2 separate regions of the Homo sapiens genome follow, and region 2 is linked to region 1. A link is an interaction called in ENCODE POLR2A ChIA-PET data of the cell type or tissue named here. Cell type or tissue: OCI-LY7. All regions are shown on one strand.

Region 1 (5,000 bases):
CCTCCTGCCTGGGCCTCCCAAAGTGTTGAGGTTACTGGTGGGAGCCACCTCACCCAGCCACCTTCTTTTTATCCTCTGGCTAGAAAGCTGGGCCTTTAATAAGCTATTCTGTGCTGTGCACTTTTGTGACTGTGTCTAGCTAGAGATTTATTCATTTTTTTTTTGATCTTCTCAAAGAACCAGCTTTTGATTTCACAAATTTCTTCTGTTTTTCTTATTTTTTCGTATTTTTTCTTTTGCCAAAGCCAAATATTTCTAATTTTTTTCTATTTAATCGACTCTGTTTTTATTATTTGCTTCTGCTTATGTTGGGTTAAATTTGCTCTTGTTTTTTCTAATTTCTTAAGGTGACTTCTATTAAACATTTCCATTTTAAAAATAGTTTCCATTTCTTCATTGAGATTTTCTGTTTCTTCTTAAAAAAAATTTATAGCCTTTTACTTATTTTTTTGTGGAGAATCTGGGTCTCACTGTGTTTCCCATACTAGTTTCAAACTCCTGTCCTCAAGTGATCCTCCTGCCTCAGACTCCAGAAGCACTGGGATTACAAACTTGAGCCACAGTGCCTGGCCCTTATTTGTTTTTTTTTTTTTTTTTTGAAACGGAGTCTCGCTTTGTTGCCCAGGCTGGAGTGCAGTGGTGAAATCTCTGCCCACTGCAAGCTCCGCCTCCCGGATTCATGCCATTCTCCTGCCTCAGCCTCCCGAGTAGCTGGGACTACAGGCACCCGCCACCACGCCTGGCTAATTTTTTTTTTTTTTTTTTGTATTTTTAGTAGAGATGGGGTTTCACTGTGTTAGCCAGGATGGTCTCGATCTCCTGACCTCATGATCTGCCTGCCTCAGCCTCCCAAAGTGCTGGGATTACAGGTGTGAGCCACCGTGCCTGGCCCCCTCATTTGTTTTTTTGTTGCCTTTGTGTTTTGCTTTAAATCCTTTAGTGTTACATAATAGTAACTTGTTTTGAAGTCTCAGCTACTTACGTCATTGTTATTAATATTTCTGACTCTTTTTTTATTGATTTCTTTCTCCTGTAGGTCATGGGTTAGTTTCCTGCTTGGAATTTATAGTAATTTTCCTCCCATAATTTTGTATAGTATGGATCCTAGGATATTTAATGTCTGGATCCTCTTGCCTTTCTTAATAGAGTTTTGTTTTGGCAGACAATTTGCTTGTTTATCAGCTTATACTTTTTGAGGCTTGTTTTTAAGTTTTAATAAAGATGGGTTGATATGGTTTGGCTGTGTCCCCACCCAAATCTTATCTTGAATTCCCACGTGTTGTGGGAGGGACCTGGTAGGAGGTAATTGAATCATGGGGGAGGGTCTTTCCTGTGCTGTTCTCATGATAGTGAATGAGTTTCATGAGATCTGACAGTTTTAAAAAGGGGAGTTTCCCTGCACAAGCTCTCTTCTCTTGTTTGCTGCTATATAAGGCATGCCTTTCACCTTCTGCCATGATTGTGAGGCTCCTCCAGCCTCATGGAACTGTAAGTCCAATAAACCTCTTTGTTTTGTAAATTGCCCAGTCTCAGGTATGTCTTTATCAGCAGCATGAAAATGGACTAATACATGGGTCTAGATTAATCTTATTCCTAAGGTGTGAGCTTTCTGGATCTCTGCTGAATTCTGCAGTCTTTAACGTAGTCTCTTAACTTGATACTTGGAATTCAAATGTCTGCCAGCCATGCATGAGCACCAGTAGTTGTTAGGCTCATGCTACTTGGTAATTGTTCTTTGCCCAGCTTTCATAGACCTTTGCTGTGTACCTGTTCAGCCTACTCTGTGTGAGTGTGTATATGTGTGTATTTTTTATTTTTGAGACGGAGTCTTGCTCTGTTGCCCAGGCTGGAGTGCAATAGGGCAATTTTGGCTCACTGCAACCTCCACCTCCTGGGTTCAAGCGATTCTTGTGCCTTAGCCTCCCGAGTAGCTGGGATTACAGGCATGCACCACCATGCTTGGCTAATTTTCCTATTTTTAGTAGAGATGGGTTTCACCGTGTTGGCCAGGTTGGTCTCGAACTCCTGACCTCAAGTGACCCGCCCACCTTGTCCTCCCCAATAGCTGGGATTGCAGGCATAAGCCACCGCTCCCAGCCTCAGCTTAGTATTTGACGGAGGATGGAGGATTCCTGTGGCAGATTTCTTTTTCTTTTCTTTTCTTTTTTTTTTTTTTTTTTTTGAGATAGAGTTTTGCTCTTGTCACCCAGGCTGGAGTGCAGTGGTATGATCTTGGCTCACTGTCACCTCCAGCTCCTGGGTTCAAGCGATTCTCCTGCCTCAGCCTCCTGAGGAGCTGGAATTACAGGCGCCTGCCACCATGCCCAGCTAATTGTTGTATTTTTAGTAGAGATGTGGTTTCACTATGTTGGCCAGGCTGGTCTCGAACTCCTGACCTCAGGTGATGCACCTTGGCCTTGGCCTCCCAAAGGTCTAGGATTACAGGCATGTGCCACTATGTCTGGCTAATTTTTGTATTTTTAGTAGAGACGGGGTTTTGCCATGTTGGCCAGACTGGTTTTGAACTCCTGACCTCAAGTGATCTGCCCTCCTCAGCCTCCCAAAGTGCTGGGATTACAGGCGTGAGCCACCGTGTCCAACTCCTGTGGCAGATTTCTGAAGCCTCTTCTATATATAGTTCTCTGTAGCACCCTGCCCCATAAATTCCAGCAGTTTCTAATTCTCATATCTACTCAGGTCAGTGAGACTGCTAAGCTCTGTTTAGGTCCCCCACCCACACCCCTACACCTCTTACACCTATTCTGCAGTCTGGAAGATGCTTCTAGAGACAAATAGGGATTTTTCTTGGGATTTACCCTGCTTCTCTTCTGAAACGGTAGTCCTGTATTGGCTTTTGTCCAACAGCTGAAAACAGCTATTTTATGTTTACTTTCCAGTTTTATAGTTGGCAGGAACCTCATCTAGTGTCAGTTATTCTTATACATTTGGGAGCAGAAGTCTCAGAGTGTATGGTGCCAGAATTTAGCACATGCGACTTTATTATCTATTAGAACAATTCAGTCTCTTGTTTTTTGAGGCAAGTCTTGCTGTTGCCCAGGCTATAGTGCAGCAGCCTTGTCCTCCCAGATTCATGCAATCCTCCCACCTCAGCCTCCCCAGTAGCTGAGACTACAGGTATGTACCACCAGGCCCAGCTAATTTTTGTATTTTTTGTAGAGACAGGGTTTCACCATGTTTCCCAGGGTTGTCTGGAACTCCTGCTCAAGCAATCTGCCCACCTCCACCTCCCAAAGTGCTGCAGTTACAGGCATGAGTCCAGCCCAGTTTGTTTTAATTATATCCTGGTTTGCTTCTTTGCTTCATTGTTTCTATAGCAGAGTGTTAAAATTTTAAATGTTAATTCCTGTTGAAAAACAATAGCCTGCATTATTCTTCTAGTATTTTTGAAAGTATTATGTTAGATTTTGAACTAACATATGCAGGTGTTACAGGTAGGAGGACAAATAGATACTCTGGCATTTCTTCCATAGCAAGGGAAATCCTTATTCACAGTTTTGAAATTTCAAGAACTCCCCAAACACAAGAGTTTCAGATGAGGGAATGTAGACCTGTATTTCTGTTTAATGCAATGATTCTTCTGTGGAGAACTGAAAATGTCTGTCTACTGTGTCACTTTATAAAACCTGTTTTAAGTGAATTGAATGTAAAACATATGTTGAAAGTATACCATATGTAGTATTTTGCATTTCACTTTCCGTAAATAAAAGCAAAGTAAGTTCCCTAAAAAGTTAGTTTAGGGCCGGGCGCAGTGGCTCACGCCTGTAATCCCAGCACTTCAGGAGGCCGAGGCAGGGGGATCACCAGAGGTTGGAGTTCAAGACCAGCCTGGCCAACATCCAAATTGGATATTTTTTGTTACTTTTTCCTTTCTATTCTCCTTTGTAATAAGTGACCTATTATAGAAGTAGTGCATTTCGTGAAAAAAATTGAGATCTATTTACTTAAATGCACGTTGGTTCTTGTTGAGGAGAAATGAATTAGTAGTAGTTATTTGGAGGGGCCTGCCATTCTGAATTATTTTTACAGCTCACATTGACAGGAGATAATTGAATTAATGGCATTGAATATAATTTCAATAAGGACATAGCTGAATTTCATTAATTGAGAACATAATCATTAGGATCTAAAACTCAGTTACTGTTCTAAGTATGATGAAGTAAAAAGCTAACTGCTGTAATGTAAACATATCTCATTCAAGGGGCGGGGGGTTTAGTTTTTAATTTTCCTGTCAGTTATTTGGAGGGGATTATCTAGTTTAATTTTGTATGTTCACTTCTCACTTTATTTTGGGCATTTTTATTGTCCATTTGATTATAAGACTGGGTAAGCAATGTAACAGTTGAATTTGTTGATTAGAAGATCTTTTAAAAGATAAAAATTTTGGGTTTAATAACCTTTAACATTTAATAAAATTTCTGTAGGTGATGGAAAGAGCTTTTAACCAGGAGTCAGAGAGCCTAAATTATAGTCTTAAATTTTGCCACTAGTTAGGTATGTAATCTGGGGTAAGTTACTTGTTTTCTAAATTTTACCTCTACAATAAGGATTAAACCTTTTGTGCTTATGGGATTATCATGCTGATTAAATGTTACCGAGGAGTCTCTTTGAAAAACATACGATAAACAAATAAAGGTGTTTCCAGTCACACCACCAAAAATACCAATTGGAATCCTGAATATTTTAAAAATCAGCTATGTAAAATAAAGTTACATTGTGCATGTCAAGTAAGAATATCAATTTTATTTATTTTTTAAGAGACAGTGTTTTGTTCTGTCGCTCAGGTTGGAGTGCAGTGTTACCATCACGGCTCACTGCAGCCTTGGACTCCTGGGCTCAAGCCGTCCTCCCATCTCAGGTTCATGAGTAGCAGGGAGTACAGGCATGCCACCATGCCCAGCTAATTTTTAATTTTTTTGTAGAGACAGTGGGTCTCAAACTCCTGCCTCAAGCGATCCTCTCACCTCAGCCTCCCAAAGTAT
Region 2 (5,000 bases), 130 kb before region 1:
CTGGCTAACATGGTGAAACCCCATCTCTACTAAAAAAATTAGCTGGGTATGGTGCAGATGCCTGTAATCCCAGCTACTTGGGAGGCTGAGGCACGAGAATCACTTGAACCCAGGAGGCAGAGGTTGCAATGAGCCGAGATCGTGCCACTGCACTCCAGCCTGGAGACAGAGTGAGACTCCATCTCAAAAAAAAAAAAAAATATATATATATATATATATACACACACATATATGTGTATATATATACACAAAAATTAGCCAGGCGGTAGTGGTACGCACCTGTAATCCCAGGTGAGGCAGGAGAATCACTTGAGCCTGGGAGGTGGAGGTTGTCATGAGCCAAGATCACGCCACTGCACTCCAGTCTGGGTGACGGAGTGAGACCCTGTCTCAAAAAGAAAAAAAAGAAAGAAAGGAAAGGGGCTGGGTGCAGTAGCACACACCTGTAATTCCAGCACTTTGGGAGGCCGAGGAAGGTGGATCACCTGAGGTCAGGAGTTCGAGATCAGCCTGGCCAACATGGTGAAAGCTCGTCTCTACTAAAAATACAAAAATTAGCCGGGCATGGTGGTGGACGCCTATAATCCCAGCTACTCGGGAGGCTGAGGCAGGAGAATTGCTTGAACCAGGAGGTGGAGGCTGCAGTGAGCAGAGATCGCACCATGCACTCCAGCCTGGGTGACAGAGCTCCATCTAAAAAAAAGAAAAGAAAGAAAGAAAGAAAAGGATGGAATAAATGGGAAGAGGAGAGGAGAGTTTAAAAATACTGTAAATCCACATACAGACTGGAAACTCCCATAATAGAAAGGAAAATGGGAAATGAAAATAGGTTTATGGTTAAAATTAATATATAAGAGCTCATGAATAGGTATAGGTTGGGCGTGGTGGCTCACACCTGTAATCCCAGCACTTTGGGAGGCCGAGTCAGGTGGATCACCTGAGGTCAGGAATTTGAGACCAGCCTGACTAACATAGTGAAACCCTGCCTCTACTAAAAATACAAAGATTAGCTGGGCGTGATGTCGCATGCCTGTAATCCCAGCTACTCGGGAGGGCGAGACAGGAGAATCGCTTGAACCCGGGAGGCGGAGGTTGCAGTGAGCCGAGAGATCACACTGTTGCACTCCAGCCTGGGCAACAAGAATGAAACTCTGTCTCAAAAAAATAAATGAAATAAAAATAAAAAATGAATAGGTATAGTAATTGATAATATCTATACTTATATGTGGTCAGAGGCCTAAATACCAATGAAATACTTTTGAAATTTAGCATCTTCTTAATAGGTGCACTTTCTTTTTTTTTTTTTTTTTTGAGACGGAGTTTTGCTCTTGTTGCCCAGGCTGAAGCGCAGTGGTGTGATCTCAGCTCACTGCAACCTCTGCCTCCCAGGTTCAAGCGATGCCCCGTCTCAGCCTCCCGAGTCACTGGGATTACAGACATGTGCCACCACGCCCGGCTAATCTGTATTTTTTAGTAGAGACGGGGTTTCTTCATGTTGGTCAGGCTGGTCTCGAACTCCCAACTTCAGGTGATCCTCCCGCCTCTGCCTCACAAAGTGCTGGGATTACAGGCGTAAGCCACCGAGTCCGGTGGTGCCCTTTCTTTTTCTTTTTTTTTTTTTTTTTTGAGACAGAGTCTCACTCTGTCACCCAGGCTGGAGTGCAGTGGCGCTATCTTGGCTCACTGAAAGCTACACCTCCCAGGTTCACGCCATTCTCCTGCCTCAGCCTCCTGAGTAGCTGGGACTACAGGCGCCCGCCTGCCACCACGCCCGGCTAATATTTTGTATTTTTAGTAGAGACAGGGTTTCACCGTGTTAGCCAGGGTGGTCTGGATCTCCTGACCTTGTGATCCACGCGCCTCAGCCTCCCAAAGTGCTGGGATTACAGGCATGAGCCACTGCGCCGGGCCATGCACTTTCTTTTAATCCTCACAATCACCCAATCAGGAAGATACTATAGTATTATCATATTTTAGATTATGAAACTGACCTGGCTGGGCATAGTGGCTCATGGCCGGGCACGGTGGCTCTTGCCTGTAATCCTAGCACTTTGGGAGGCTGAGGCAGGCAGATCACTTGAGGTCAGGAGTTCAAGACCAGCCTGGCCAACATGGTGAAACCTTGTCTTTACTAAAAATACAAAAATTAGCCGGGTGTGGTGGCACGGGCCTGTAATCCCAGCTGTTCTGTGGATCGCAGCTGGATCGCAGCACTGCACTCCAGCCTGGGCGAAAGAGCGAGACACCATCTCAAAAAAAAAGAAAGAAAAAAGAAAGAAAAAGAAACTGACTTTTCCCAGAATCACCAGTAAGTGAGCAGGGGAAACTAGCTGACTCCAGGCTGCAAGTTCTTAACAGTCTGCCCAGCCTCCTCCTCCTCCTCCTCCTCCTCCTCATTATCATCCCCAGGGTGTCAGGCCAGCCTCTCCCTATAGTGTGCTCTCCTAAGGATAGATAATACCTCTGCCTAATACAGCTGAGCAGAAATGGAATTTGAATCCAGTTTTTCTTATTTTCACAGGCTCCCTTTTTGAGGTCACTGAAGTGAGAAGTGGGAAAGAGGAAGGTCTTAGGTGATGCCCTTGAGCCTAGAGGAAGGGATTTAGCAATAACGGGCTCTCTTTAATTAACTTGCTGAGTCAGGGCAGGAGGCAAGCAAACTAGTGAAGCTGAGGGGAAGAGAGGAAGTCAAGTATAGATTGACAGAGGCAGGCTTGGATCTAGTGAGGCAGGGAGAGATTGGGGAAATTAGGAAACTAAGGAAAATAGGAAAGAGCTAAAATTCATTAGCCAACAGTGGACTTGAATGTGGACAATTATCTACTTTATAACTTGGGGGTTTTCTGGTTTGGTTTTGTTGATAGAGTCTCACTCTGCCACCCAGGCTGGAGTTCAGTGGTACGATCATGACTCACTGCAGCCTGGATCTCCTGTGCTCAAGCAATCCTCCCACCTCAGCCTCCCAAGTAGCTGGAACTGCAGGTGCATGCCACCATCCCTAGCTAATTTTTTATTTTTTATGGAGACAGGGTTCTCACTATGTTGCCCAGACTGGTCTTGAACTCCTGGACTCAAGGGATCCTCCTGCCTCGGATTCCCAAAGTGCTGGGATTACAGGCATGAGACACCACACCCAGCCTACTTTATAATTTTGACTATAGCTAGCCGTGTCTGTATGTTCAAAATTATTTTGCTTTTCAGTTTTTCCTCAGGATGTCTTGTGTATTTTTATATGGTAGTTGACATTTACTATTAACCAATTTTGGTATTTTTCTAATATTTATGTGATAGAAAATTTAATTATTTTTATATTGTGTATTAAAAATTTCAGTCTTTAATATTTTTTATTTATCATTAGCCCAAAGAGCCCTTCAATCATTAATGTAATACTTGTTAAATTAGGCAGGAACTAGATATTAGGGTGTGCCTATAACATCAGTCCCGAATATCCAGATTAGATAAACTATTTAGTGCCTCTCAGGCCCTAATATACTGAACTCCCAAATGCCAGTATGCTGAGAACAGCAACGGAAAAAGTTTTACAGAAGATGCACATGTGGTTATCAGCACCAAGTGAATAGCCCTGAGCTTTTTTTTTTTTTTTTTCTTTTTGAGACGGAGTCTTGCTCTATCCCCAGGCTGGAGTGCAGTGGCACGATCTCTGCTCACTGCAACCTCCGCCTCCCAGGTTCAAGCGATTCTCCTGCCTCAGTCTCCCGAGTAGCTGGGACTACAGGCACGCACCACCACGCCCAGCTAATTTTTGTATTTTTAGTAGAGACAGGTTTCACCATGCTGGCCAGGATGGTCTCGATTTCTTGACCTCGTGCTCCACCCACCTTGGCCTCCCAAAGTGCTGAGATTACAGGCATTGAGCCACCATGCCCGGCCAGCACTGAGCTTTTTGAGTGTAGAGTTTTCAGACGACACAGAAGGTTTTGGTCTAAATGGTCTAGATACCTTGAAATGAGATTAAGAAGTAGTATCACGGACTGTGATATAAGTGACTGAATTTGTGGAATTCTCTTCCCACTGCAACATCTTTACAGTGATCCTGTTTTCTAGAATCAGATTTTTGGGATGAAATGAATGGAGTGAAAGGATGAAAAAGTAAGACAAAAAAGCAGGACTTTTTTGTATATTCCAGGCATTCTAGCTGTTTTTATTTTTGTAGGATAAACATTTTGAAGATGTGATTAGAGGAAAAAAAGAGAAGACAGATTACAATAAACATACATATATTTACCAGGGCTTAAGGCCATTTAGTCTACCAGGTAACAAACTTTTTTTTTTTAAGCTTTAGAATTTACAAAGTTCACATCAGTCTGAAACAAACATTTTATTTTTTTAAGCTTTAGAACTTACAAAGTTAACATCAGTCTGAAATGATAGCATTAAAAGGGTAGCATATGAAAAATCTCCTTTATAACATTTTATTTATTTATTTTTTATAGAGATGTTAGGGTCTCACTATGTTGCCCAGGGTGGTCTCAAACTCGTGAGCTCAAGCCATCCTCCCATCTCAGCCTCCCAAAGTACTGGGATTACAGGCATAAACCACCATGCCAGGTCTGAAAAATCTTCTTAACCAGCTATAACGAGGTAAAACATCTCTTTAAAAATATCTTAAAAGACAATAAATGAGCTTGAAATGCTATAAGGAAATATAGCCTCACTTAATAAATATAACTCAAAGCCTCCAAGGATTAACCCAAGAAAGCAAATTTCAAGTAACTGATTTACCTACTACCACTGTGACCCTCACTTTGATTATCACTTCTACCCCCATACTGGGCCATAAAAGGGTTCTGCTCCTGTTTAACATTCTTGCTTTACTCCCCAGTCTAATCTCATCAGTTCTGAGGCTCCCTACCAATTCCTTCTGTTCTCACACGCTTTCACTCCAGCCTCATTCTCTGACCACCAGGCCCTGGCTCTGCCCCAGCAGCCATACTTCTGCCATGTGACATTGCTCTCTTTGGCTATAGCCGAATGATTGA

Evidence for each region. Peaks named below come from ENCODE experiments on the same cell type or tissue, not always from the same donor. Only the 100,000 strongest peaks of a DNase experiment are listed, where the experiment ranks them.
Region 2: POLR2A ChIA-PET joins it to region 1 with 6 read pairs; 6 of 35 experiments call an interaction of 5 or more read pairs at or near these places.

What each region holds. Positions count from the first base shown.
Region 1 is chr4:139,320,892-139,325,891 of GRCh38, forward strand. The region is part of intron 1 of NAA15 (N-alpha-acetyltransferase 15, NatA auxiliary subunit); the gene reads left to right. Among named protein-coding and RNA genes, the nearest start is that of NDUFC1, 21 kb to the left of the region's middle. In OCI-LY7, no CTCF peak of the experiment used is centred here; no DNase peak of the experiment used is centred here; H3K27ac peaks cover 810 bases.
Region 2 is chr4:139,186,640-139,191,639 of GRCh38, forward strand. The region is part of intron 1 of LOC105379412 (a long non-coding RNA gene); the gene reads left to right. Among named protein-coding and RNA genes, the nearest start is that of ELF2, 12 kb to the left of the region's middle. In OCI-LY7, no CTCF peak of the experiment used is centred here; no DNase peak of the experiment used is centred here.